Linked DNA regions of Mus musculus: all the other regions are linked to region 1. A link is a loop called in an ENCODE intact Hi-C map of the cell type or tissue named here. Cell type or tissue: heart. All regions are shown on one strand. Region 1 has its middle 8.1 kb from the start of Ankrd60. Region 2 holds the start of Npepl1 (aminopeptidase-like 1). Region 3 has its middle 13 kb from the start of Gnas. Region 4 holds the start of Stx16 (syntaxin 16). Region 5 holds the start of Gnas (GNAS (guanine nucleotide binding protein, alpha stimulating) complex locus). Region 6 holds the start of Rab22a (RAB22A, member RAS oncogene family). Region 7 overlaps Gnas (GNAS (guanine nucleotide binding protein, alpha stimulating) complex locus).

Region 1 (4,000 bases):
CCCTAGACAGAGGAATGTGTCGAGTGGCTGTGACCCAGGGTTGCCTCTAGGGACTTTGGTGGTCGCTGACCCCGCTCAGATCCTGCCTTTCATTACAGATGAGGGGCCTCAGCCAGAGGGGCGGCAGACCTTATCCACTGAACACAAAGACACATCTCCTTGGGTGGGGAAGCACAATGGGTAGCGAGGGGTATGTGGGGTGGGTGGAGTTATGTGCTTCCCCACCAGAGAAAAGACAGATAGCGTTCAAGATAGGCTTGCATTTGGAATCAGCTAGCAACCATGTTAATGTACAACCACATGGAGTTATACGTACCTAGGGTTGTAGGTAGCAAGGTACGAGGAGACAGGCTTTTTGGCTAGTGAGAAACATATAGCTTGCAGAGAAATAAAGGGGGTGCTGGGGTCACCTTGAGCCTGACATGTCATTTATGGGATGTATTCTCAACATTTGCTTCATCAGGACAAGAGGAGAGTGCACCTCTGCCAGCTGCCGAGGTTGGTGGTGACTGACAGCAGCCCGAACTAGGGGTTTCCATATGGACTAGCAGAGTGAGTAAAAACCTGTCTGTGGCCGTGAGAAGCAAGTCGGGAAGCGAGCTTCCTCTTCTTATAATTGACTTCAGAACAGCAGTATAGTGCTCTTTTGGATAAAGAGATTATGTTTTTATTAAGGTATAAACAGAATTCCAAAGCTCTGAGTTATATATGTGCCCCCCCCCCCCCCCCATCTCTGGGGAGACATCCGTTTTCACATGAGGACAAGGCTGAGTCGCTCTGGCATCCAAGTACTCTGCTGTCCTATAAGGCAGTTTATTTGAACCAAATAAAAGATGAATCACCCACTCTTCAGTATTTCCATCTGAATTGGAGTGGGTTTGCAAAGCTTTCTTGAACTTTCAGCTTGCTGCCTTCTCTGTGTAACTCATGCACTTGGACATCCAAGAATATTGGGAAGTGTTGAGGTCTGAAAAGACCTCTCTCGGATGAGACAGCTATTAAATAAAATGTACTCCCCCCCCCCCTTCCCGCCATGCAGCTTTCTTGCGTGCACCACCACATCTGTGTGAAGTACTCTTCACTTCCTATCTGTTGTCAGCCCAAGGAATGTTCTAGGCTTTGCCAGTAATGAAAGAGAGTGTGCTTCAGTGCTTCTTTTCTAGGTGGGGGGATGTGGGGGGAATATATGTGTGTGGGGTGCTCGTTTGTGCTTTTGTGGAGGTACATTACTGTATCTTTAGTTTTTGTTTTCTTTTTCTCCCCACTTAGGTTACAGCTAGTCATCTCACAAATAATTGTCTTCCTGAAGAAATCCATCAGGCTTTTGCAGCTACGTAGGATATGATTTGGCCGGTGCCGGGGGCAAACTGGAAGATTTTCTCTTTGCTGTGAGCTTTAATCATTATCCTTAATTTGAGAGGTTGAAGTTTAGTCATTATGTCATGTTCGCAGCACACTCCTGCAAAAAGAACTGAGAAAAACAAGCCTGTGCCCGGCGCGGCGACCCTGCGCCCCCTGGCGGCGGGTGCTGGGCGAGCCCCCGGCGTCCCGGGCCCTATCTCCCATCGCTTGGCTTATTGCAGTGGCCGGTTGCGATAACGGCTGCGCCCGGCGCGATATTGGCCTCATTTTCCCCCCGCAGACGGCGGGAGCGATATGAAGCCGTTCGCCGCGGCCCGCTTCCTCCCCGCCCTTTTTCATTTCCTCTGCCCGCGTGCAAATCACACCACTCTCTCTCACCCGAGCCGAGCAGGGCCGCAGCAAGCGAGACAGAAAGAATGAGGGGGAAACACCTAGCGAAAAACCGAAGGGAAAAAAAAGAGCGAGGGAAAAGACCTAGCGAGAAAAAGAGAGGGGGTTAAAAGACCTGCCGAGAAAGGGCGAGAGGGAAAGACCTAGCGAAAACCCGAGGGGAAAAAAGAATGAGGGAAAAGACCTAGCGAGGAAAAGCGACGGGTAGATGTAGCGAAAAACCGAGGGGGGAAAAGAGCGAGGAAAAAGATCTAGCGAGGAACGGCGAGGAGGAAAGACCTAGGGAGAAAGAGCGAGGGGAAAAAAAAAACCTAACGAGGAGGAGCGAGAGGAAAAGACCTGCCGAGAAAGAGCGAGGAAAGAAAACCTAGCGAGCAGGAGCGAAGGAAAAAGACCTGCGGGAAAAGATCAAAGCGGGAAAAATTAGCGAGCAGGAGCGAGGGAAAAAGACCTGCCGAGAAAGATCGAGGGAGAAAAACAAAAAAAACAAAAAACAGCGAGCAGAAGCGAGGAGGAAAAACCTGCCGAGAAAGATCGAGAGGAAAAAAACAAAACAACACAAACCTAGCGAGCAGGAGCGAGGAGGAAAAACCTGCGGAGAAGGAGCGAGGGGAAAAGGGCGGCCGAGTCAGACGGCTAAGTGGGGAAAGCGCGCGAGGAAGTGGTGTGAAAAAAGGATAAAGATTGAGAAAGAGCGGGCGAAAAAGCTAGGGGAAAGCGGTCTAGAAAGAAGAACCACGGGGCAAGAGCGATGTTGAAAATGAAGGAAGGAGTGAGAAGAAAAAAAAAAAAAAACGGAGGAGAAAGAACAAGGGAGAAACGGCGAGAAAAAGAGCGCGGGCGCCGCCATCCGCCGCTCGGCTCCTCGCTCCGGCTCGCCAAGGCGACCGGGCAACTGCTGCAGCCCGTAGCTGCTTTTAAGTGGTCTGGTGTAGGGCAGACTTTGTGTGTGTTTAAACCATAACCGGACCTGGGAGCCTCAAACCCTGAACGCACGAACCCCTATTTTACAAAGCGCTTGGGTGCACAGTACACGGCGGCTTCGGCACGCCCGCTGCTCCCGCTACCGCTGCGCCCGCGCGCGGCCCACTTGGAAAGGAGCAAGAATCCATTAAATGTGGTAGGGGTCCCCCTGCTTGTTCTTATAGGCAACACAGCTGCTCCTGATCTTGGATCTGTAGACTTCAGCGACGTTAGCGGTTGCCTGAAACACGTTGCCCTGAAGTTGTGCACAAAGTTTTTCGAGTGCGCTGCATTTCATTCAATCTAGTAAGGAGCCGCTGGCCTTGCCCGTAGCACATTCTTGTAAATAGCTCTCTTTCTGTTTCCGTCTTAACTCCATTATTTTTTTTTCTGGGTTCTATTTGTCATTTTCTCTATAAGCCCAGCTTTTAATTTTTGCAGTTAGAAGCTATATTGTTTCATAAATTTTCAGGATAGCCTATTAATTTTATGCTTCCATAATGGGAACTGTGCAGAAATAATTTTGTATATGAAACTCTTTAAATAATAATGTAGGTTTTTTGTTTGTTTGTGCATGTGTATGTTTGTTGTTGAATTCTCCACAGCTTTGTAGAACAGTTCATGATGAGCAAAGCCTCGGGCAGAAGAGGCAATCCTGGTCTTTATGGACGTCTCCCAGCCCTAGAGAAAAACACAGTCTTACTTGAAAATAGTGATTTTTAAGATTTCTTGATGATAATGAAATTTTATAAAAATGCCATGCCCTCAAAGGTAACAGTGTACTCATTTTGAAGGGTGATGGTTTTAAAACTGGGCCCCTCATGCTGGATGTATTTGTCTAATGTTACTACCCTGATTTTTCCATTTCCCTTGGAGAGTGTTATGTGCATGTATATATTATTAAGACCTATTTAAAATCTTCTCTACGTGAGCTAGTGAGAACTGAAGGAGATGCTTTCTCTTGCTTGTCAATTGATTGTGAGGGTGGACATGAGGATGCCCTTGTGCTGTAGAGAGCGAGTGCTGCTTGTAATTACCTCAGCTGGCACTGCAGCCGGCATCTAGCCGGCAGGGCCTCACAGCCGGCCGCGGCCACGGCTCTCACATTACTCGCAGGTGGTGGTGATGCTGCAGAAGTTCTGCTGCCGCGGTGCCTGTGCTCTGGGGCTCATTTCCATCCAGGAGCGCATCTCTGGATTCTGGCACTGCCCTGAGTGGGCTGGAAGGCAGGTTTTTGCTTGCATCTGCCGGGTTAGCACAGCCCCGGGAGAATCTGCCTGTGGAT
Region 2 (4,000 bases), 520 kb before region 1:
AGGCACTTATCACCACAGAGTGCCCAGACGTGAGCGGCTGGCAGGAGGTGAGGCGGAAGCCCAGAAGGGACCCCCGAGAATTAGCAGGCAGACATGGTCTTCAGTGCCCACTGCCAGATGAAGGCCACAAGTAGTGGAAACTTTGCAGAGTTGAGACACCAAGGCCAGAGAGTTTGGAAAGAGAAAGTAAGAGGGTGGAGGGCAGTTGGGACAAGAGGCTTGAGAATTGGGGGGTATGCTTCAAGGAGAGACGGACACATCGTGGCCCTCAGAAAAAGAGAAGGGGCCCAAACTAGACCTGGGTGGGTTGGAAGAGAAAGGGGGTTAAAACCAGCAAAGCAACTAGACTGTTTTCAAAAACAGAGAGCTGACACGAGATGGCAGACATGGAGGACCGCCCCCTTTTAACTGTATCAGGGAGACAGAGGGCAAAGCCCTCAAGTAGGGTGCTTGCTTGAGGCTCAAGCAACAGCCTTCCTGAAGCCAAAGTGGAGGGACAAGTTGGCCTCTGGCTGCTGGGTGGAAGCCGGGTCAAGGCAACGGAAGGCAACCTAGGTCAGGCACCTCCCTTGCCTGACAGGCTGGCAGTGGTTTTCAGCCTGCCTGAGTTTCCTCTGAGGCTCCAGTGAGACGAAACACATAAAGGTGCTCCCCACCTAACACGTAAAGGTGCTCCCACTGTCACACACAAAAGTGCTCCCCACTTAAGGGGACAACTATGCATAATCAAATCACAGCTGCACCAAACGGAGACCTGAAAATACAACCCAAGACCCTTTTTTGGGATTCCCGAAAAGCACTGTAGCTCTTCCCAGGGGGAGAGAAGAGAAGAGCTCTCCACCTGTGCTCCCAGAAGGCATGTTGCCTCTAGATACCCACTTGCAAGGTGGACACTTCCACTGGGCCATTGTCTTGTCCCACCAGGAAGAACTCCACCATGACTGTCCTCTTCTCTGCGCGCCGGGATGCCCCTGAGCGGTGTGTGAAGAGTGGGAAGGCCCGTGCCAAGGCACAGGCAGAGGCAAAAACCTCAGTCTGTTCGCAGACCATCTGTAGTGAGAGAGAAGCAAGGTGGGGCTGAAGCCACAAAGGGACACCACCAGGACTCTCCCAATAGCAGCTCTACAAACCCAGACGGCTGTGCCCCCCCAGTAACCTGAGGCTGCGTGAGAAAAATGTCTGCCACCAGATGTTGTCCACTCTTTCCCAGACAGATGAGCAGGGCACAGACATAAGCCCAGGCCTCAATAAATCTAGGCTGGCATCTCTGATTTGTCACGCAAACCGATCCGGTGTAAATCACTCGGTGGTTGAAGGGTTAGAATGGGAGATCACACGGGCCAGCCTGCTGTGCTTGAGGTGGGCCACGGGCTGGGGTACACTCACCGGCCCAGCACTCACCAGGATACACCGGTGGGTTCCAGGAGGCAGGCAGGTTCTCACGAGCCTGGTGATGAAGTGGGCTGCGGACGGGCTGTTATGCCGGCTCACCCTAGAAGGCAGAGCTGCCACTGTGGCGCAGTTCAGGTAGAGAGGACAGCTGTCTGTGGGGTTGGGGTTGAGCGTGGCCAGAGCTGCCTGCCAGAGCTGGATTAGAAAGGAGATATGAGACGGACCGGGCTTCAACACGTGTGCTGTGTGGCTAGATGCGCCCTGCGGGCCACGCCTGCTTGTCTAAGGCACCCTAGCCGCTGCCACCAGGCATGTGTGGCTCTCTGGTACCCTACCACCCTCGTGGGACTGCGCCTCGCGCTGGCAAGGCCTGTCTGGGGACCCTCTGCTTCAAACACTTGGAGGCCCGGCTCCTGGGCCCTGGCTAGTGGCCATGGAAGCGGGTCTCGAGGCCAGAGGCCACGCGGAAAGCCGCCACTGGGCCTTCTGCAGGGCCCGGCCCAGAGGCGCGGAAGCAGGTGGCTCGGCCCGGGCAGGCCGGCGACACAGGCCGGGCCTCGCTGCAGCCAGGGCCTTGGGGACAGACGGCTAGGCCTGTCGCGGGCCTGCGCCCTGGGCCCGGCGGGGCGCGCGGGCGAGGCGGGGCCCGTGGCCCAGGGCCTGGGCTTGGCAGGCGCATGGCGGCCGCGGCCCGCTCACCTCCTCGGTGACCCGGGGCTGCAGCTTCCCGCGGACGTGGCTCCAGGGCACGCGGTGCAGGTGTTGCAGCTGGCCCAACAGCAGCAGGGGCCGGCTCTGGGGGTCCGCGTCCCCGGCGCTGGCCTGGAACTGCAGCCCCACGCTCGCCATCTTCCCCCCCACGACCCCGGCCGGGCCGCCCAGCACCCTGCGCCCTGCTCCGGCCCGGCTCGGCGCCGCCCCGGCCCGCCCGGCCTCGGCGCCCCGCCTTCCCCGCCGCCTCCGGGCCGCGCCGCCCTGCAGGGCCCACCCGGGGCGCGAGGGGGCGCCGGCGGAGGCGGGGCGCGGGCCGTACTGCGCCTTCCGGGCCTCCGTTGGGGGGCAAGTGGCGCGCGAGCCCCTGGAAGCGCTCCAGCTCTGGCTACTGCCCTGGCCCGGCTGGCAGTAGGTTCCTGGACTCGAGGAAGCCTCACTTGCCAGGGACAGCCGTGGCTACTGCAGTGGCCTGACAATTAGGCACTCGGATCCCCCCTTTATTCCGCGTAGGCCGCCTCCTCGGCCTAACGCTCGCCAGAAAGGTCACCATTCAGCAGTGGGCGCAAGCTGCCTCTGCACTTTGTCACCTGTGTTGGAGAGGAAAAGACAGCAGTGTTGGGAGCTTATAGGAAGTCATTTGAAAGGAGTCAGCTGCTACCCTACACTGCCCAGGTTTTGACAACTCCAGGCCTGGGGCTAGAGCTCAGTGACCTCCAGTCTTCTTCCTTTTTTTTTTTTCAAGACAGGGTTTCTCTGTGTAGCCCTGGCTGTCCTGGAACTCACTCTGTAGACCAGGCTGGCCTCAAACTTAGAAATTCTCCTGCCTCTGCCTCCCAAGTGGGATTAAAGGGGTGCGCCACCACGCCCGGCTGTGACCTCCAGTCTTATATGTCACTTTTAATCTACATTTCTTCTCTGTTATCAGCCTTTAAAACTAGCAAAACAAGATGGCTGAGCGAGAAAAGACACTTATTGCAGCGCCTGAGGACCAGAGTTCTAGTCCCGTATCTGGAAGGTGCAAACCAGTATCCAAAATGTGTCCATTGACTAAGAGGTTGACTAAGAGGTACCCACTCACACCGACTTAAACACACACACACACACACACACACAGAGAGAGAGAGAGAGAGAGAGAGAGAGAGAGAGAGAGAGAGAGAGAGAGAGAATGAATTAAATAAAACATTAAAAAAAAAAAAAAAACCCTACCAAAGCCAGTTTCATCACATAGCTCTCCATTCCACTGACCCTGCAGGCACCACCCACCTTATGTCCCCACCTACAAGCCATCTATGGTATGGATTTCTTCAGCTTTGGAGGTTCCATCAAACAGCCCAGAGCAGGCCAGCCCTGAAGACGGCAGTAGCTGAATGAGCAGAGGGGATTCCTTTGAAACTCTGGCTTTCCTGACGCAGAAGTCAACACTAATTGGATCTTATTTTCTCGAAAAAGAGTTTTTACAGCAACTGCATGTTTTCACACATTTTGTAAAGGGTACTAAGTGTTCTATCCCGATTCTCTGGTGTTTGCAAATACAGTGTGAGGCACAAGGCACTCAGGAGGGGCCGAGACAACTTGCAATTTTCCTAGAGGGTGGCAGGCTTAAGCTGATCCCTGTGGGAGAAGTACTATGTCCCCAGTCCCCAGGCCAGTCCACAGCAAGATGTCATCTGAAGGAATGACGCTGGGAGGTGGGGCAGGAGTGAGCATGACATAGCCTGCAGCCTATGAGAGCAGGAGCTGGAGCTGCAGGTGCGCAGGTCTCTGCGTATGCTACAGACCACAGAGTATGTTGGGGGGCTTGGGGAGATGACTTGGGAGGTAAAATATTTGCTGTACAGGCCTGAAGATCCCAGCACCTATAAAAAGATGGGCTGTATCCTAGCACTGGGGGGTG
Region 3 (4,000 bases), 700 kb before region 1:
CTTTACCTTTCCTCCCAAGACCACTTCTTATTGCTCTCATTCCTTCTCTCCTGCCTCTATGGCCTAGGCGCACAGTCCCGGACCTCTCCGGACAAGTCGGATCTGCCTAACCAGCTGCGCGATACCCCGATGTGATCCTAGCTGTCTGCCAACCCAGGTAGCCCAGAAGGGCACCCGTAAAGAACCCTATACCACCACTGAGTGTCCTCCAAGCACTATCCACTATCAAGAAACTCCTTTCTGCGCGGGAAGGTTGGCTTTAGGACGCACGGGAGAGGTGCGCGCGCCCCTTTTCACGATCTCAGGCCTCCTCGAACCTCCAGAGGTGAGCGGTATTAACCAAGACTACTTGCACGGCGTGGGGGGAGGCACTGGCTCCAGGGTCCCGCGGCCCCAAATTGGCCATGCCGGTACCCGATTTCCAGGCTCCGCGCCGGCTGAATGCCACGTGCGATTTAGGCTCCAGAGTTGTCACCCAATCCCAAACGCAGTTACTTTCTGCGCATTGCAATACTGTAGCTATGGCGCAGCAGTCTCAGATCGCCAAAGTTGGTGCGTGCACCTCCATATCGAGCCCAGTGGGCTCTACCTAAAGCCAACTCCGTTGCTGAAGACTAACTTCTGTAGGAGGGGAGAGAACATAGAAAACAAGTGACTTACCTTTGCCGTTTATGTATGTAACTCCAAACCTGGGGCGCGCTGGGAATTCAGTGTGGCACACCGAATTCAATGTTGCGCACCGGGTATCAGCTCGGGGACCTCAGGTTGTCTCCAGCGAGGCGCCAGAAATGCCTCACCGTCCAACAAACCTTTGGCCTCCCAAGCGCCCCTGGGTGCCCTGGAGAGACTTGAAGAGCCCTCTCTCCTTTTCCGGGGTGCATTTCGGGCTGATTAATGGGCACCGCTCCCTTCCCACCTTGCCTCCCATCTGTCTCTTTCCTCCCACCCTACTGTCTCAGGGACCCCAGTTTGGTCAGGGCAACTAACCTTTATCCATGAAAACAAGGAGAATCTGGACGGAGTCACCCATTAGTGACGCCGGATGGGGATGGGCCCCTTTCTGGGAGGGGACTCCGGGGACTGGTCGCGACGGCGGGCTGGCCTCCTGGTCTTGCAGCGGCGGGGCTGCCTGTTTTCCTCCTTGCGCTCCTCTGGCTCCTCCTCGGGGTCCCGAGGATCCTGATCTAAGGGCCCTCGCTGGGGCTCCTCCCCCTCGCTTGCGCTCTCAGGCTCCTGAGTGGTGGGCTGCGCACGTCTCGGGGAGGCGTCGGCGCTCTGCAACTTCAGAGCGTGCAGACGCTGAGTGAGTGACTGGTTGAAGGTGGCACCCCGGGGGCCGCGCTCGTCCTCTGGCTCGGTCTCTGGCTCGGTTTCTGGCTCGGTCTCTGGCTCGGTCTCGATTTCGGTCTCGGATTCGATATCGGACTCAGGCTCGGTCTCAGAATCGGTCTCGGTCTCGTAGTCGTCCTGATCGTACTCTAGGCACTCGGGGCGGGCCAGCTCAGGCTCAACCTCCTCGTGCTCGTGATCAGACTCAGATTCAGAGGACTCAGGGAGTACCTGTGCGGCAGCTGCAGCGGCAGCGGAGCGGTGGTGGGCGTTAAGGAAGCTCCGGCGCTGGGCAGCACGCTGCTGGGCGCGGGCGTTGGAAGAGGCTAGGGCGCGGAGGAGAGCAATGGAGCAGGAGAGCCAGAGGAGAGCGGTGGCAGCCCGGCGGCCTATGGGCGGGCACAGGTCGTTGTAATTATGGCGAGCTCGGCGCCACTGCTGAGCCCGGGACCTGCGATCCATTCTCTTAGGTGCTCACCGAGAAGCCGACTCACCCTCTGGCTCTGCAGAGAGTGGCCCCACTGCGCAAGGACTGTTGGGGCCGAAAAGGATTAACCTTATGAGGAGAGAAGCTGGGGTCTGAAGACCCCAATCTCGCCTCGGGGCAAAAAGAAGGGATGTACCTACCTTCAAACCACTGCGAACTTTCTAAAGCTCCGCGCCTCAGCTTGTGGCTGTAAGTAAAAGAAAGGGATGGGTAAAGAAGAGAGAAGGAGTCTCCTCGAGGCTCCTCTCGCTAAGTCTCAGACTCTGAAGTCTAAGACTCCGAGAGGTGCCTCCACTGATCCTCTCGTCTGGGAGAGGATAGAGGAGACTGAGGAGAGATGGGGCAATGGGGCCCTATAAAGTTGCGCGGACTTCTGCCGGGCATGTGCAGTAGGGAGGTGTTTGGGGGCGGGAGTGCCTCCCCGCGAGCTGTGCGTTGGCGCATAGCTCATGGCGCAGACCCTAGTGGGCCGGCAGGTGGCAGGCGGGAACCTTGTTTGAGTAGATTTGGCCAAAGCATGGGGGGTGGGGGGCTGGATATCGAGGTCTAGCGAGCGAAGGGAGTAAGATAGCTACAGGTTAGCGGATTTTAGAAGCCAAGTATAGATTCCCACGGGGGGTTGTCCCCACTCCTCAACTTTTTCTCCATGAGCATAGCCACCAAACAATTGAAAACCAGAACGCAAAATTGTAAATATTCAGGGGAATGAGGATCCGTACGTGAATGAGTGTTAATGACCGAAGAGCGTGAATGCTTGAGGATCAGAGCCTCAAGTAAACACTAACCTTATCAAAGGTGGTTACTTTTGTCAGGGCTGTTAAAGTAACTGTAATTAATTAGAGCAGCCTCCAAGAAGGTATGAACCCCACTGGCAAACAACCCCGCCCCCCGCGGCTGTAGATGTAGGAATTTGCAAGCCGACAGTCAGCTCATGGTGAACACTGTTCCACTGAGGTGTGCTGGAAGACCATAGGAAGCTGAGAGTGAGTATCCACGAGAATGCCCTTCAACTGCTGCTCTCCGTGTGGGTTTTTAGGGTAGTCTTTGAGCCACGGACTCATGCATTTCAGCTGAGGGTTCAACCAACACACTTGAGTTCCCGGCACTCGCGGAGCTCTGTTCTAGGTGCTGAAGATAGCGAGGAACAGGAGCAGGTCTTGGATTAGAGAAAGGGGTCTTGAGGGGTTAATATATCTTAACCAGAGCATCAGCTCATTCTTCCAGCATCATTACTTCATCTAGCTCACGCTACATGAGAAAAACAGGTACGTCAGCAAGAGCATCATGGCTAGGGGGCGGCCAGAGACCACTGGATCCTGCTGTTGGACTCGGAAGAACAAGGTAAAACGACCTGCTTGTTCCAGAGCGCGCTTGGAAGAGCCGATGGACTCAGGTAGGTCCAGGAGGGGATGGAGCCCTGTGGGAAGTGGGTGTGGGGCTCGTTTATCTTGCCTTTTGCCTTGTTAAATATAGAGTACCTTAAAAAAAAAAAAGCATAACACTAGCAGAGTTGTGTTATAGGGATGCATGAAGTCTTGGCAGGGTGTTTTAGTTGTTGGGTTTTTGGTTTTGAGGTTTTTTTGATTTGTTTTTTACATGGAACACATGTCACACGGTGGGCTGTTTGGTTTTTTGTTTTTCCCTTGAGTCCATGTGAAGAGTCACAAGAGGTACTGCTGCCTCTCCAAGCTGCTCCCCCAGGGTTCCTTCCTGGAGGTGGAATTGTGAGTTATGTCTTGAAGCAGGTGCTGGTCCTAGGTCACTTACTTACCCTCACACACTTGCACCTCAGAGTCAGGCTCCCAGATGCAGTGTCACAGACTTAGGTCCTAGGTGCCCTGCATGGTTGGAGATTATAGAATCTCTCTGTCTTGACTGTTGGTGCTGCATCTTGTGGTCTAGGAGTTCATGTACAGCCTTAAATGCTGGTGAGATAGAGTGGGGTTGGATCAGCAGATCTCATGAACAAATGTGTGGCTGTAATCTAGATGTTCTGCTGACTCTTAGTGCATTGCTGTGACTCTTGAGCCCCTGTTTGGGGTTGAGATCTCAGATCCTTATCTCTGCCTTTCCACCCTGATGAATGGGGGTATCTGAGGGGTCCGACCGCTTCCATACACTTAACCTTATTTTTTTTTTTTTTCAGTTAAAACAGTTCTGCCAACATCATATGGAGCACAAAGA
Region 4 (4,000 bases), 490 kb before region 1:
TAAAATCAAAAGCCATGTGCTATTTTGGGGGATTAATTTTCACATCCGCATCATGTTGGTTCCTTTTTTTGTTTTGTTTTGTTTTTTTAAAAAAAAGTTCGAATGGAGAAGCTTAATTTCCTGTGTGGGAAATGGAAAATGAAGCGCCTAGCACCTTGCAATCTCACCAACATGAGTCCTCGGAGGGGGGAGGGCGGGGGGGGGGGGCAGCAAAGCAATTACTCCTAGTGTACATGGCCACACCGAGAACTAGGGCCATTGGAAGAAAAATAGTGGGAAAGAAAATGAGCTGAGCTGAGCAGACCACACACACACACACACACACACACACACACACACACACTCCTTCCTGGGGGGGGGGGGTCTGCAAGGATTTGAGTCAGCTAACCACCCACCTGGCCCACAGAACCAAAGTGAGGCCATTGCAGGGGGGGGGGGGGGGAGTGCCAAACAGAACAGAACAAAACAAAAAGAAGGTTGGAGAAAGGCCTAGGTTCCAAGTCCTCGTGTTAAAACATATGTAAATCGAGGCTGCCCGACGGATGGTGGGGGAGGAGGACCAGGAGGCCCAGGAAGTGAGAAGGCAGGGCAGGGGTTGATACTGTGGTCCCCATTGGGGGTTGCAAGTGCCCCATAAGCCATGGCCGTGCTCCACTTCCTTCTGTATCACACTCCTAGTCGTCGTCGCCTTGTTATTGTTGTTGTTCTTTTTTTCTTTTTTTTTTTTCTTTTTAGACAGAGAGACAGACAAGAGACAGACAGACAGGCAGAGCCGCAGTGCACACGGTGTGTGTGTCTGGAGAGGCCGCCAGGAAGACTCACCGCAGCAATGCTACGTGAATGCAGAGGGCTGGAGGTGGTGTGACTACTCACTTGCTCGGCTAACAGCTGCCGGGTTTGGATGGAATTATTCCGCAACAACAAGAAAGCGTCGGTTAAACGCCTGGTGGCCATTGTCTCCCCCTTTGTGACCCCCCCTCTCAGGGTCTCCCACCCCCCCTTGTAGTCCTGATTTGTTCACTTTCTCTCTTGGTCTGGCCTAGCTGATTCCACTCTTGCACAGAAATCTCTCTTGACAAAGCCTTAGGCTTTTCACGGCGCGATTTTGCAATCCGCCTAAGCGCGGAGACCCCTCCCCAAATAACCACCTCGCCTTTTCCAACTGCCTGACTCCCCCTACCCCAAGGCTGGCTCGGATCTCAAAGCACTCGAATCCCCCCAATCCTAGCGTCGAAATCAAACGTCCTGGAGACCCCTCCCCAATCCCAGCTCGGATCCACAAGCGCCTGACGCGCCAATCCGGCTCGGGGATGGGAGAGACCCCTACCCACTCACTTCCTAAGACCTCCCCAAAGGTGCTGGCGCCCTAACCCTAACTCAGAGCGCCTGCGTGCCCGGCATGTGGCTCTAACTCCGAGTTTGGGTTAACTCTCCTCACAAAAGGCCTGCTCCAAACAGGCCGAGCCCACAACGACAAAGGAGCGTCTACAGCTCCCATATAGTCGCCTGAGCCTACTGAGGCTCAGCCCGACCTGACCCCTCTCTTTCCTGTGCGGCCTGCTTCTCCACTGCCAGGAGGCTGCGGGCCTCCACGAGGACCTCACGGCCTGCCTCCCCCAGCCTCCTCACTCCTCTTCACCGGCACCCTCCATCCCGGGATCAGGCTGCAACCCTGCCCAAGGCCGCTTCCGTGCAGTGGTCCCGGGCTCTAGCATTCCCCCGGCCCTCTTCCTGTCCGTTCCTCGCGGGTGCCCCCCTGCGACATTCATGAGATTGCTTGCAACGTTCCGGGAGCGGGAGCTCCCTTATTGCCCTGCCCCGGGATGGGAGTGCTCCGCCCTCTCTGGGACAGTTCCCGGGGCGCCTTCTTCCCCTTTTCCTAAGAGTGTACAGACTCTGGGGCAGGCGTCCTGGCCCCAAAAAACGGCTTCAAAACCTTGGCCCTGGAGCCGAAGACCACCACTGGGGTCCAGGCAATTGTAAACTTCTAGTAGGATTGTCAGGCAGGCAGAAATGTGGAAACGTGGCTCTTGCAGAGCCTAGTCCTGCGCGGGGGCGGAGGAAAAGTGGAAGAAGTCTGCCTCTGCAGGCCAGGCACGCTCCACTGCAGGCGCCTGGCGCTGCTGAGATGGCCTTACCTTTTTATTTTTTTATTTTTTTTCTTTAAACTGTGAGAAAAAAAAAAGTATCCGAAAAACAACCAGGCCAGGGAAAAAAGAAAAAAATAATAATAAAAAAAGCTTGGGCGCTAGGCCTTGCTGGCCTTACTGTGGGCAATAAAGAGTGGTCAGGCATCTACACTTGGGCACTACAATGTTGTGCCCAAGTGGGAAAGGTTCCTAAACTTAGAGACAACCCCTCAGCCCCACTCCCCCAAAAAGTACTTTGTGTTGAGGTTATGCCCACGTTTCCTCGAGCTGGGGTTTCTGGTCGCCTCCCAGTCTCTGGAACCATGCATCCCACTCGTTGCTACCCTGGCTTGGGGGGTGGGGGCGTCTCCCAGGGCCCCCCAGGGCTGCAGCTGCCGCACTCAGTGAACAGCAGCTCCGGAGGCTGGGGTCACCGGCAAGCCTGGATGACAGACCAATATCTGCAGAGCGACTTTATGGGGTGTCTTGCCCTCAATCTTGCTCTCAGCTTTGGGATCAGATTGGGAACAGTTTGGCCTGACTTGAGGGTCCCCTGCCTCTCCCGGGTGCCAGGAGGCAGGCGTGGGAGCCGCGCGTAGGGTCAGGCTCTTGAGCCCCGGGTGCTTTTGCTTTTAAGAGCGGGTGCTCCTGTGCTTGTGTGCAACAGTATCCGTATGAAAAGTATCTTTGAGACACATAACACAATGAATGCATGGAGGAATCGAGGCCCGGAGAGCAGCGGTGCGAGCTGATAGAGAAGAGATGATTCCGATGCCGAGCTCCTTAAAGACAGGGGCGCCCACTCCCCCCGCAGCGGTTGACGATCAGCGGGGGCTGCTCGGAAGGTGACAAACAGCCCAGACCCCGCTGGGGCCATAGAACCAAGCACTCTGCTGCTCCAAAACCACAGGCCCCGGGTTAATTTCGTGGAGGGAAATAAGAGGAACCCTGTGTGCAGACCCCAGGGGATATTTGTGCAGTGAGGGAAGAGTTCCGGCAGCCCACCCTGCTGGTGAGAGCTGACCCCAGTCACGTGGCAAAGCCCACTCCTCCTCCTCCTCCTCCTCCTCCTCCTCCTCCTCCTCCTCCTTCTCCTTTTTGTGCTTACGGCGTTAGTAAACAACCGCCGAGCCGGTCTCCCGCAGGAACATTGGATTAGAGCTGTGGGCCTGTTCTCCTCCATTCTCGAGAGCACACATCGGCCTCCCCCCAACCCCCCTGCAAAGCAGGGGCTTGTTTACTTCTGGCTAGAACCTGATCTCCCTCCTACGCTGGACTGGACGGCTGTGTTTTAGTCATCTTTGTACCCACTGCCATCTCATCTGGCTTGTAACAAGCTCCGAATAAATGGTTTATAAATATATGCACGAATATTGGAGAGCTGAGATTTACGTTCCCAAATGTCTGTCCTCCATCCAGTGTCTCTAAAGCCTTTAGAGCCTTCTAACGTATATATTTTAAACACATCTATATGTCCAGTTTACATAGTCTTTGCAGTCAGTTGGCCTGTCCACCTCTCTAAGGTTATTGTGCAGATCAAATACAAACACTTTGTATTTGATGTCAGATTCTGGACAAATATTATATAGAATGGTAATTTATTCATTTTCTGCATTCAGCAAGCTTAGCAGAGTTATTCCTGGTGGTGTGTTCCAGTCCATGATGACGACCCTTCCTGGTGAATCTTAAATAAATAATCTTAAATCTTGTTGGACATTTAAGAAACCAACCAAGCTTGCATCTCTTTGAGAGAAATGAACAGCTTTCGCACATATGAAGAATAGAACAAGAATCCTCTTATTCTCAAAACAGGCACCTCAAGCAACTCCAGAGCTCAGCAACAGGGAGATGAAGAAACCAGGAGCTGAGCA
Region 5 (4,000 bases), 710 kb before region 1:
CTCCCCAGACCAGTGGACCTGCATAGGCTGCCCTAGCGGCAGCTGCCCTAGCAGAGGCTGACATTGCTGGGGCGCCAGGGACTGCTCCAGCGGCCGGATGGGCTCTAGCAGAGGGGACTGCCCGGGTAGTGGGCTCCTTGGGGGTGATAGGGGCTGCCCGGGCGGCAGGCTCCGCCAGGGTGGCAGAGACTGCCGCGGCTGCGGGCTCCACCTGGGTGACAGGGGCTGCCCCGGAGGCAGACTCGGCCGTGGTGGCAGGGACTGCCTCGGAGGCTGGCTCGGCGGCTGGATCTCTGCTGCCTTCAGACTCGGACTCGGCAGGAGTGGCTGGGGCGACTGGGGCTGCCCCTCCGTCAGGATCGGCGCGGACAGCTGGGGCTTCTTCGAGTTCTTCAGGATCCGACTGGAGATCTGAAGGCGTTCCTGGGGCTGTCCCGTCTTCTCCGGCATCGCTCTGGCTATCTGTGAGCATCGCGGAATCCGTAGGAGCTCCAGCATCAGATCCGGTAGAGACGGCTTGGGCAGCAGGGGCTGGCTTGGCATCCATTGCTTCAGGCTGGGTGGAAGATCCGTCCCCTCTCTCCGGAGAGGGGACTTTTCCTTCCACCGCAGTGGCGGTGGTAGGGCTTCCTTCCATCTCGGCTGCTTCTCGCTCAACTGGGGGTCTCTCTGCGCACTCGCTCTTATCTGGGGCTCCCGAGACTTCGATGGGCGGGCCATCACTTGCGATTGGGGGGCTGTCCATATTGACAGCGGTGTCGTCGTCGACCCCAATGGAGGCTCTGCCAATCTCAAGCAGGGGTCTGGTGATCTCCATCGGGGGGCTGTCGCATGCGAAGTTAGGAGGAGATCTGACAGCCTCGCGGAATGGTCTGTCAATGGCGCCTCGGACCCAGAGGGGAGGCGCGTTCTCGGCGGGAGCGAGGCAGAGCGCACTCGGGACCGCGACTGTCGGGAACTCGCCGCCAATGCCGATTTGTGGGATGACTCGCGGGAGTCCTGGGGGTGGGCTATCGCCCCCGAATTCTTCTCCACCGACCTGAAATGGCACAGATTCTTCAGGGGGAGGGCTGTAGTCTTCTCGGAAGCCAGCGTTTTCAAATCTGATGTTCCCGGGCTCCGCGGGAAGAGCTCTGGGGACCAATGCTTCCGGACCTCCTGGCGCAAGGTCTGGGACTTGCAAGGGAGGCTGGCTATGGTCTCCCTGGGCAGGCTCGTTGAACTCAAATGGCATAGCTTCTTCTGGTGGGGGGGTATAGGCTCCCAGGCCTGGGCTCGCGCCAGTGGGGGTCCCGGGCTCCAAAATCGCTGGGTTGAAGGCTTGGAGGCCTGATGGGGTCCCAGATGGTCCTGGCTGCTCCAGGGTGGGCCAGAAATCTCCCAGGCTGGGCTGTTGTGTCTCGAATGGCATGGCTTCCTCCGGAGGTGGGCTGTAGTCTCCACCCACTCGGACTTCCTCGAAGGCCTGGCAGGGGCTTTGGATGTCAGATTTGGAGTCTTCTGGGGGTCCACTGATCTCACTGCCAGTCTCGTCGGGGACGGGCTCATTGTTAGACGGTTCGGAGTCCGGTTCGGTCGCCATTTCTTCGGCTGGGCCAGCCCCAGCACCGGGGGCAGCTGCCCCTGGGGCTTCCAAAGGTTCTTGCTCGGGCTGCTCCCCGACTTCAGGGGGGATATCGTGTTGTCCTGACATATTATTGCCGTGGAGGCAGTTGAACATGCCCATAACACGGTGGCGACTTTTCAAAATAAATTTGGGGCCCCGTAAGACGGAGCACCCAGCCAAACTAGGGTGAAAAAAAATTTTTTTTTAAAAAATTCAAATTTTTGTTGGAAAGTTCTCCAGCCTCAGTTTCCAAACTTTGTAAGGATAGATAATCAGGGGCTAGAACCCAGGACCATGGCTGAAGTGAGTCATCTCTTGCTGGTGAAGTCTGTCACCTTCCTAGTTACACTTACCCCTTCGGGCTGTGGTCGGCCAACAACTTTAGGAACTTTTCTGTTCTCTCTTCGTACTTTGCTGTACTTTAGCTCCGCCTTCTTGGCATTTAAGAGCGTGCCGATTCGTCTCGAAAATCGTAAATAGAACTCTTTCTCTGCCGCCAGAGGACGCAGGTCTCAGTGCTGAGCCGGCTCCGGGAGCTGGCTCCCGGTGCCGGCTGCTCCCGACTTTGGGTAAGGGGGCTGATGAGCGGAGGCCTTGTAGGGACGTTCGGCTCCGTCCTCTCCTCTCCCGGACTGATTCCGAGTCTCTCTAGCTCGCTTTTTCCCTGGCCAGAGAGCGAGCGAGCTCTCTTGCGTTGCTGGGACACGTGACGCAAGACGTGGGCATTGGTCTGTTAGAGTACAGACGCTGAAAGCCTCCCTCCCCATCTGATTCTTCTCGAGGGGAGGAGGGACTGCAGGAGGGCTTTATCACCCCAGATTACCCCAGTATGCGGTAAATTCCTTATCTAAGGACCCCACACTCAGGCAATTACCCATACTCATCTCCAAGTCAGGAAATGGAGGCTTTAGGATACAAGGAAAGGGGTAGAGGCACACACACACACAAATGCGACAGGTGGTCGTGAGCCCACCGGAAGGGTAGAGACAGGGTGAGGAAGTGCCGAATGTAAACACGCAATTTGTTTCGTAAATGCTCTAGGGTACTTTTCTTTATTTCTTTTTTTTCCTTTTTTTTTCTTTTTTTAATGTTTATGTTTGCTGTTTGTTGGGGATGGCTCCAGCAAATCCCTTCAATGTCCCCCATCCCCATTACACCTCGGAGCTCTCAACAGTGGTATAGTGTGTTGTAGTCAGGGCTTGCTCTGTTTATATGGACGGTGATGCAGTAGAAATAAAGGTCTCAGCAGTGCACTGCAGAAAATCAAGCAAAGCCCCCTTAGGAGTTATTCATGTTTGCCGCTTTCGTGCAAATAGGGGAGGGGGCTTAAGGCTTACCGGAAGACCCCCCACCTAGCTCAGGTCTTGTACTTCTGTCTTCTGGGTAAAGGCAAAAGGAGATTTGGGGTGTAGTTGATGGCCCATTTAGGGTGGTCTCGCAGACTAGAAAACCTGAAATGCACTTAACCCACCGACCAACCGTGCCATGGTGGCAACAGCTGCCGAGACTCGCATCTTCCAGCCACCAGCGCCAGCTGCGGATTCCGTGTTCATTTCCTCTCTCAAGCCCTTCTCCAGCCCCCTTTTATCCCCTCCTCCTTCTGTTGTGAGCACCATAGAGCATTTGCTATACGTTGAACTGCAACAGTCCACCCAGGCGAAATTAAGCGCGGTCACAAAGCCTGCGGCTGCGCGCCCCTTGCGGTGCCGGGGTGGGCTCAGAGCTGCAGGAGTTTATACAGTCACATTGCCCGGTGGGCTCAGCGAATAATCATAAAATGCTTTAGGTCTGGGATCTGCAGATTATTCCTGGGCAGGGTTTTTTTGTTAATTGTTTGCCTTTGGGGTTCTGTTTTTTTTTGTTTTGCCGCGCGCCCGCGGCACGCGCACACCGCGGACATTTTGCCAGTAGGTAATGGCGATGGCGCGAGGCATTGTCTTTTGTTGCAATACAGCTAGGCAGTGGGCAGGTCTGGCCTGCAGGACCCTGAGAAAAGAGAGTATGAAGTGGTACATAAAGCAGGCTGCGGCAATTATGCACCATGCAGATGGGTATATTGCAAGATGCATGCTGTGTGCCGCGGCAGATTTAATTCTCTGAAGTCTAACATGTCCCTCTTCTCACTACAGGCTCGGCACACTACAGCCCCTTGCCTACAGCGTCCACGTGGTCACCCTGAGTAGAAGAAAGCAGACAAAGTGAACCCCCAGAGAATGCCTGCGACCTGCCGAAGGCGTGTCACCTCAACTCTACGGCTGAACACACTGCATGCCGGACACTTTGAACTTTGGTCCAAAGTTTGGCCAACTACCCTCCCCCACATATACACACACACACACTCAAAATGGCGAAACGGTTTGAACATACACCGAATAGGCCAACTGGGTCTCAACC
Region 6 (4,000 bases), 73 kb before region 1:
CCTGCATCGGAACGTGTTTTCATCTGCTCTCTTTCAAGGTGTAACTGGGTCTGTAAACTCCTATGTCAACTGATTCTTTTTCATTGTTGAAGTTCTTATTCCCAAAGTCTGAAGATATTCTCCTAGGATACAGTAAACCTCACTGTATTCTCTCAAATCATTTTGGGAATGTCAAGACCCAGCAATTCAAAATTTCATCAAGTTCAGGACAACAGGAGTTACACCCGGTCACACGTTCCTGCTTGCGATGACTTTCCACGAACTCTGGGATAGACGTATACAGTAAATAAACTTGTTCTCTTACCCTATGGTTGGATTGATATTCGGATCAAAACTGTCTTCCACAAACCGCCACACGATGCTCGATTTACCCACACCCGTATCCTGAAAGAGAGTAAGATGGGGCACTGAGGAAAAACTAACCTATTTGTAGACACCCAAGACTACTTTGTAGCCTAAAGTGGAGGACTGCAGAAAAAGCATTTCCATCTGCAGATGGAGAGACACAACAGGCTTCTGTAATAAGTCAGTGAAGTAACTATATTACGGGGCCAGAGCGCATGCTTTTCATTCCAGTACCTGGGAGACAGAAGCAGGCAGATTTCTTAGCCTAAGAACTGAGCACAGTGCCAGTCATGGCCAACTAGTGAGAAACCATCTTGAAAGTACTGGGGAAGGATTCTGCAGTTCTTAAGTGACACTAGGACCTCCGGAAAGACCTACGACGGCCTAGTGCTACAGGACTGCGATCTTAGCAAATCTGGGAGGCAGAGGCAGGAGGGTTCCAAGTTCAAGGCCTGCTGAGGCTGAGATTTCAAGGCTATCCTGGGCAACTTCTGGAGATCCTGCTAAAAAAATAGAAGCAAGCAAACTGGGGACACACAACTCAGTGGCGGGACTTGCCTAGGATGTACAAGGTTTAGGTTTAGTCTCTAAGACTGAACTCCTGCTCCCTCCCAAAGTAAAAAGGCCTCTTCAATGCCTGTCCTGTGTGAAAGGTGACTGGACTCACTGGCCTTTTAACATATACCAGTAAAACTATGCGCTCCCAAGTTGCGGAGTAATCGGGATGAACCCTAGCCCCACCCTGCTAAGGGGCAAAAACCATGTAGTTATTGGAATTTTTTTTTTTTCAGTCATTAAAACAGAAACTCAGGAAGGAGATCATTAGAAGGCTCTGAAAAGGCCAAACTACTGTGAGAGGACCGGAAGCTGAACCTTCAAAGTCCTGGTAACTCCTCCCTGTTCTAGTGAAGAGTGAACTTTAATGGAAAGTAACTCTTGCAGAAGTGTCAAAGACGTCCCAAAAGTTCAAAACCATCCCACATTGCTGAAAGGAGGCCAAGTGTGCGCATAAAACCCAAAGCCCTGCTGGGGAGGGTTAACTTTCAGAAACTTGTCTAACTTTAAAGGTGTCCCTCGCAAAGTTGGAAGGAAACTACCTGTGGGCTACTTCACTGTGGGATGGAAAGAGGGCGTCGCTCCGGGGCGCCGGGGGCCACCCTGACACCTGGGGGCCTTGGGTGGGGCACAGCCTGCTGGTCCCGCCGCCCTAAGGGGTCTGTGGGGGGCTGCGTCCCGCGCTGAGCGTAAAGGGGTGCAAGGGGCCCTGGAGTGCCGGGGCCCGCCCGCCCGGCCTCCGCGACCCTCCGGACCCCGCCCGCTGCAACTTACCCCGAGCAGGCACACTTTAAGTTCCCTCAGCGCCATGGCCCGGGAACCAGGGGTGCGGGCCCGCCGCCGCCCTAAGTTGAGGAGGGAGAGGCCCGGCCCAGCACCAGCATCCCCCGGCGCCGCCGCCTCACCGCCAAGTCCCGGCCGAGCACTCCGGGCGGCCGTGCGTCCGCCGCCGCCCTCCGGTCCGGCCGACCCCGTCACTTGTCCGGCGGAGTCACCTCAACAGCCGGGACACCGCCTTGGCCTCCCGGGCGCTACCGCCGCCGCCATCTTGGGACGCCAGCTGGGTCACCTGACCTCCCCGCCCACTTCGGCAGCCACCTTCTCCGCGAGGGCGGGGCGGCCGGCTCGCAGCTCACAGGCGGGTGGGCGGAGCACCAATGGGCGGAGCCTCAGCGTCGCCCCACCCTCCAGCTCCGCCTCAGCCCCATCTTCTCTAAGGAGTGGGCGGGGCGGGATGGGGCGTAATCTTGAAGCTACCACGCCTCTAGCTCCACCTTCCACCCGTCCCAAGATGGCGGCGGGTGAGTGAGGCCAGGCTGGTGGGCGGAGCGCGAGGGATGGGCGTGGCCTCTGGGCTCGCCCCCGCCTCCAGCCCCGCCCTCTGGCACATCCTAAGATGGCGGGTGAGTGGGGTCTAGGCTCAGGGGTCTCCGACGGCTCCCCTTCCCCTCCCCGAGAGCCCCCCTCACCCCACCTCCGCACGAGCCCGGGACTCGCCGCCCGCGCAGCCCCGTGTAGCTCCTTGTGTGTCTTTTGATTTTTTTTCAGAGATCCCTCTGTACTTTGTGGACTTGCAGGATGACTTAGAGGACTGTAAGTAACAGTTGGGGCGCCCCGCCCCTCCTTGGGTCCCTCCCAGAGGACTGTGGGGTGCACTTAGACGGGACAGGAGCCTCAGGTCGAGCCTATCTCGAGCCCGCTTCTTCTCAGGTGCCCTTCCCTCCTGGGCTAGGACTTGGGTCTGTTGGAAACTTTGTCTTCCTGTCACTTTCTCCTCTGGCTGCGCTAGGAGCTGTGAGAGGGAAAGCCAATCCCAACCTGGGAGGAACCTCCTTGGGTTCCTAGTTAGGGCTTGGGAGTGACGCCCTACTTGTGGGCCTGGCCAGCTCCATGTCTTCATGGAGCCCACTGCTTTCCATGTTTTGAGTGGGTCTCTTCCACTTGACCCTTCTCAGCCTCCACTTCTTCTCTGGAATTATTTTAAGAGACAGTAGCTGAGAGAGATGCCACCTTCGAAGTGCAAGTTCCAATTTGTGGCTAATGGACAAACGAAGCTTTGGCTTGTCTATCCAATATAGTTTTTCAGCGCCTACCTCTACTTGCTCGGGCCATTTGTTGGGCTTATGAATTTACAAAGATGAACTAGATCTCCCTCACAAGCCAGAGGGGAGCAGGAAAAAAAAAAAAAAAAAACCCAGGGAGGCTTGCTGGTGGTTGAGGTCAAATCACCTCAGATGACACAAATCACCACAGTCAACTGGGGCTTCCTGAGTCCCAGCCCTAGGAGTTACTTCTGTCCCCTTCCCTTCCCTACCTGAAACTCCCTGACAGGAGTTGATGTTGACTGAGAATGTTTGGTAGACCATTGCAGTGTTGAGCACATTTGATCCCTGAGTGTGTGTGTGTGTGAGTGTGTGTGTGTCAACTCTATTAGTGTAGCATGACACTTGGAGAGAAAAGAAAAGTGAGTGGTGAAGAGGCCTGGCCCTTGAGTCAGCCCTCAGGTGCAGTCCTGGATCACTCCAGTTGCAGTGGGATCTGGGGCAGGTCACCATACCGCTTAGAGCCTCATTGGTCGTTTCCTCTGCAAAACCACCAGAGTAGCATCCTACCTCCTAAGTCTTATGGATTCGAGGCCGGCCTGGTCTGCAGAGTGAGTTCCAGGCTGGGCCAGGGCTGCATAATGAGGGATTTTGTAAAGATTAAACCATCAAAGAAGGTGACATGAGTCCTTGTGCATAGTAAACACTCAGTAAATGTTGGCTGCTACCCTGGGAAGTGTGTGGGATTAGCCTGTCTTCTAGAGAAGGCTGAGAATTGGAGCGGTCAGTGTCTCTCATCTGGTGTGCCATGGATGTTAAAGAAGACAACAAGTTGGTTCCTTTTGACTCTGTTCTCTGTTTTACTGTGCACACTGCCTTACAAATGCTCTTCGCCCAGTAGCTGGGGCGGGCCTGCACTTGAGGTGGTATCTTATCTATCCTCTCCTTGGGCAGTTTGTCTAAGCCTTTGGGTTCTCAACCTTCCTAGTGCTGTGACTCTTTAGTACAGTTCCCCCTGTTGTGAAGGCCTCCATCCATAAAATGAGTTTTGTTGCTAC
Region 7 (4,000 bases), 720 kb before region 1:
GTACTTGGTCCCAGGCAAAATCTCAAAATCAACATTCTGAGGTTTTAATTTCTAGGATTGTGCATTGAGGCAGTGAGGAGGTTTTTGGGGCACTTTGCTTAGCAGAACCTGAAATTCTCTAAGCGAATCTGCAAGAAGTTTGGATGTCAAATGCTGGTTCCCCATCTGACATGGCCGGCATCTAACTGCTCAGACCCAATCTGTTTTGACTGATTCACCCTAATCTTTACCCTGATAGCTCACTTTAAGATATGAAAATCTTAAGTTCTTGAAGACGAGGAAAATACTGGAAAATGCCTTTGCTTTTAAGAAGTTAGAAGCTGGGAGTACAGTCCCAATCAGCATGGCATAAAGCCTTGCATTCAGCCCCAGGAACTAAAGAACTGAGACAGATAAGGTGCTGGTTGGTGACTTGGGCCCACTAAAGTGACAACTAAGCCTTGACCTGAAGGGTAGACATGGGGATAGATGCTGATGCTACTTTTAGGTGGGGACATAGCAACCATTTTATCAAAGCCCTAAATGCAATCCTTTTGACCAGAAAATGTCTTTGGTCAGGAACTTCTTCTGGAACCACTGTTTCCTTTCTGACAATCTCCTCCTTCTTCTTCCTCCTCTTCCCCCTCCTCACTGTGGTGGTCACCTCACTTTCATTACCACACACAAAGGTGGCAGGTCACCTTTCCGTGGGTGGATGGCTGTCTTTGGCATGTACCTCATTAAGGCTGGTGTGCACAGGTTAAGTGAAGGTACTTTTAGTATCTGTGAGTACACGGGAGGTACAGGTCCCTCCCTTGTTGTCTGGATATTCATATCCCTTCTACAGTAACAGAATTTACCAGTGCACACCAGGCAGAGGGAACAGGCTAGCACGATGCTAATTATTACAACTTAAAGAGCCCTATGTACAACTATAAAGTTAAAAAAAATCAATGTATGCCCCTGATACTGGCTACCCACTGACTAGTTAGGTATTAACCTATCAGAGTCCTAGACCAATACATTGTTTATTTGCCTGAAATAATTTCTTCTTCTCTCCTATTTAGGGTCATCTGGGGGTCACTCTCAGACATGTGTGGAAATTGCTTCTATTCAAGAATGTAGTGTCCAAGATTAGTGTGCACATTGCTGATTGGTTAGTAAAAGGGACAACTTTCCTTCAGATGGCTTATCAGTAGATGAACAAGCTATACCATGTGCGATGTCTAGCTTCCTCAGGACAAGGGATAGAGGGGAACTCTCAACCATGTGTGACATTTAGTGGACACTAGAAAGATTTGGGCTATCATACTTAATTGTGGGAAGGTGGTGGTGGTGGTGGTGTGTGTGTGTGTGTGTATGTGTGTGTGTGTGTGTGTGTGTGTGTGTGTCTGTGTGTGGGTGTGTGATGTGTGTAGTGGTGGCTGTTGTTAATATGTTGTTAGTAGTAGTATGTATGTGTAAAATGTGTGTAGTGGTAGCTTTTGGTGATCATGGTGGTGGTTTGTATGTTCATGTACATATGTGTGTATATGTGTACATGTGTGTGTGCTTGTGTGTGTGTATGTGTGTGCACGTTTATGTGTGTCTGATATTAGATATCTACAGTGCACAGAACAGGTCCCAGCCCCCGTGACAAAATGTCAATGGAGTTGCTTAGAAGATCCCTTTGTTAAATAGATACCCTTTAAATGTTCCTATAGTCTCAGTGCATAGCTAAAAAGAATAAGTCATAGCTCAAAATATACAAAATGTGGAGGTGCGGGCAAAGAATGAAAGTAAAGTAGAGTCCTTCCCACCTTGCTGGCCTTCCCTGTCCTCTCTCTCCTGCCTTATACCCTCTCACCATCTAGTGGCCACCTGAAATATCAACCCTTAGTTACTGACTCTAGACTTTTCTAAAGCCCACCACCAAAAAAATGATTACCCAGGAGACAGCAGGCAGGAGGCTCCTGGGTGACTCATGATTTTATTGATAAGCTATCTAAGCATACACTAGGCCCAACAGAGCCATTCGATGCAAATGCAAGGAATTAAGACGTACACTTTCCAGACATGCTAAAAATAGTAACACCAACATACAACAACTTAAGAGACAAATTACAAATAAACTCTGCCTTTCCCAAGAAGTGACCTTTTGGGCTTTGGTCCTGGCCCTTGGACACTTAAGGATGACCACGTGTAATAAAAGGTTGAAGAGAGTGCTGTTCTGAAAGGACATGTTTGAATCCACTATGCAACTATACACCTGTGCACTTCCCCAGGAATGCCACCTGCTCTTGACACTGTATCCTTTGGGGAATGAAGGGATCAGTGAGACCGGTAATCTACTTTTACTGCCTTAAAATCTGGGGTTCAGGCCCAGGATGGGTCTCAGAAGCCCCAGGGGACTCAATATATCTAGGATACCTGCTCTCACTTCCTTTACAGCTCTGGGGTCCTAGACTCATCTGTGCCTAGCTTTGGGTTTTGTGTGTCATCATGACCATTCATGTTGACATTTGTTGTGGGAAAAAAAATGCAGTTTTGGACTTACCTGGGTGCAGGTTACCTGTAGGAATGTCTTCGGAGTTGTTTACACGTTAACAACCAGTTTGGTGAGGGACAAACTGGTTATGTAGGAGGAGAGAGGTATTCAGAACCTTTGACAGAAGGACAGGCAAGAGCCAGCAAGTCAGAAGAGAGGCTCCAGCTGGCCATTCTGAAGTCTTCATAAGAGGTCACTCTCCGTTAGCGGTGGCAGTGAGCATGCTCGACCGTGACACTCCTGAGAAGGCAGGCACATAAGCGTTTTCCCCCTTCCCATTATCAAAGAATAAGGAGACAAAGTTTAAGTGCTTGCACTGTCCCCCACACAAAATGTGTGTGACTGTCAGAAACACCAACTGATTCACATCAAATTTTAAATCGGGTACCAATTGTAACTTTTATACCTCTCTCCTCACCCCTAACTAAATCATTCAAATTTAGCAAGATCCATTATTTGGGTTTAGTGGGAAGGACTCTTAACGCAAAATATTCCTGAATTCTCCTGAGCCTTCATAACTCACTCTGTAGGGCAGTTTGGGGTTTTACCTCAGGACCCCGGAAGCACACTTCTTTAGTATTTCTGGTCCTCTCATAGATCACTTGCCTGATGCTCCTTGGTTACCGCTTCCAGTGTGGCACATGCAAAATACTTCCAATAATTCTAACTTCAAAGGTCTTGTGTCAGAGACCAGAGCATTCCGCGTCCCCTCAAGTCTGTGGTGGTTGGCAATCATTGAAAAGTTAACATTTTGGGGGCTGGGGGGAGGGGAATAGGTCCTTACCTCTCTCTTGGGGTCTTGTCCTCTTCCACGCTCCCATCAGCTGCTCTGCCTCTGCGGTGATCTGGTTATGGGAAGGGAAACTAGAGACAACTTTTTTTGTAAAACAACCACATTGACCCCTGAGCTATCTAACAATCCTGAACTAGTATATACATAGGTAGCTAATCCCAGGGGAGGTAGAGGAGGAACAAGCAGGAATGGCAGATGGTACTTGTTCAGGAGGGGGGAAAATGACCCTCTTAGGGTTTTCTCTTTCTTCTGCCACATTATCGTATCATCCTAAATTTGGCAAGATGTCATTTGTCTATTGTTTGAGTTAACTTGTGGTTACAAACCCTGTAACAAGGAGTGAACTATAAAATGTAGAAGCCGGAAGTGTGGAGTGCCTAGGCTCAAGTTAACGGTCTCTCAGGGAAAATATACAAAAATAAAATAAAGCCTCACTTGAAATAGAGAAGGGGAAAAAAAGAAGTTGTAAACTTAACATTTGGGGGAGCTCACATGTGAAACACTCTAGCTCTTACACGATAAAAAGCTTCACCCAGGATCTGGCTCTCCCTTTAAAGAAAGAAGAAGGAGGAGGAGGAGAAGAAGAAGAAGAAGAAATCCTTCTCTCAGAGTCTTCTGGAAACTAAGCCCCCTCTGGCAGCTTGCATCTGAAACTGCCCACTAAGTATTCTTAAGCTGCATAAAGGCCTCAAAGATTTTTC

What was found. Peaks named below come from ENCODE experiments on the same cell type or tissue, not always from the same donor. Only the 100,000 strongest peaks of a DNase experiment are listed, where the experiment ranks them.
Region 2: a loop joins it to region 1, with 3 times the contacts of the local background. A loop is called at or near these places in 11 of 42 quality-filtered maps.
Region 3: it touches region 1 in a loop (6-fold over the local background); 25 of 42 quality-filtered maps call a loop at or near these places.
Region 4: it touches region 1 in a loop (3-fold over the local background); 16 of 42 quality-filtered maps call a loop at or near these places.
Region 5: a loop joins it to region 1, with 6 times the contacts of the local background. A loop is called at or near these places in 26 of 42 quality-filtered maps.
Region 6: it touches region 1 in a loop (2.8-fold over the local background); 4 of 42 quality-filtered maps call a loop at or near these places.
Region 7: it touches region 1 in a loop (4-fold over the local background); 16 of 42 quality-filtered maps call a loop at or near these places.

What each region holds. Positions count from the first base shown.
Region 1 is chr2:173,584,385-173,588,384 of GRCm38, reverse strand. It overlaps the pseudogene Ppp4r1l-ps. Among named protein-coding and RNA genes, the nearest start is that of Ankrd60, 8.1 kb to the right of the region's middle. In heart, no CTCF peak of the experiment used is centred here; a DNase peak (open chromatin) is centred at 1,605; H3K4me3 peaks cover 1,978 bases; H3K27ac peaks cover 434 bases; H3K27me3 peaks cover 1,384 bases.
Region 2 is chr2:174,108,664-174,112,663 of GRCm38, reverse strand. Npepl1 (aminopeptidase-like 1) reads right to left here and starts at 2,313. Exons shown (of 12, transcript NM_213733.2): 1 at 2,092-2,313; 2 at 1,402-1,587; 3 at 880-1,050. The coding sequence starts at 2,241. In heart, a CTCF peak has its summit at 2,457; DNase peaks (open chromatin) are centred at 1,623 and 2,333; H3K4me3 peaks cover 1,785 bases; H3K27ac peaks cover 1,652 bases.
Region 3 is chr2:174,282,465-174,286,464 of GRCm38, reverse strand. It overlaps Gnasas1 and a transcript of Gnas not described here. Among named protein-coding and RNA genes, the nearest start is that of Gnas, 13 kb to the left of the region's middle. In heart, a CTCF peak has its summit at 2,280 (motif pointing right); no DNase peak of the experiment used is centred here; H3K4me3 peaks cover 2,931 bases; H3K27me3 peaks cover 2,631 bases.
Region 4 is chr2:174,074,012-174,078,011 of GRCm38, reverse strand. It overlaps Stx16 (syntaxin 16), which reads right to left and starts at 961. Exons shown (of 9, transcript NM_172675.4): 1 at 823-961. The coding sequence starts at 954. In heart, CTCF peaks have their summits at 1,867 and 2,070; DNase peaks (open chromatin) are centred at 661, 1,291, 1,781 and 2,451; H3K4me3 peaks cover 3,656 bases; H3K27ac peaks cover 3,333 bases.
Region 5 is chr2:174,295,588-174,299,587 of GRCm38, reverse strand. Gnas (GNAS (guanine nucleotide binding protein, alpha stimulating) complex locus) reads right to left here and starts at 1,729. Exons shown (of 12, transcript NM_010309.4): 1 at 1-1,729. The coding sequence starts at 1,726. In heart, a CTCF peak has its summit at 2,107; no DNase peak of the experiment used is centred here; H3K4me3 peaks cover 3,660 bases; H3K27ac peaks cover 1,039 bases; H3K27me3 peaks cover 1,647 bases.
Region 6 is chr2:173,657,816-173,661,815 of GRCm38, reverse strand. It overlaps Rab22a (RAB22A, member RAS oncogene family), which reads right to left and starts at 1,971. Exons shown (of 7, transcript NM_024436.3): 1 at 1,675-1,971; 2 at 305-384. The coding sequence starts at 1,710. It also overlaps the pseudogene Ppp4r1l-ps. In heart, no CTCF peak of the experiment used is centred here; a DNase peak (open chromatin) is centred at 2,015; H3K4me3 peaks cover 2,446 bases; H3K27ac peaks cover 1,980 bases.
Region 7 is chr2:174,305,927-174,309,926 of GRCm38, reverse strand. The region is part of intron 1 of Gnas (GNAS (guanine nucleotide binding protein, alpha stimulating) complex locus); the gene reads right to left. Among named protein-coding and RNA genes, the nearest start is that of Gnas, 10 kb to the right of the region's middle. In heart, a CTCF peak has its summit at 1,837 (motif pointing left); no DNase peak of the experiment used is centred here.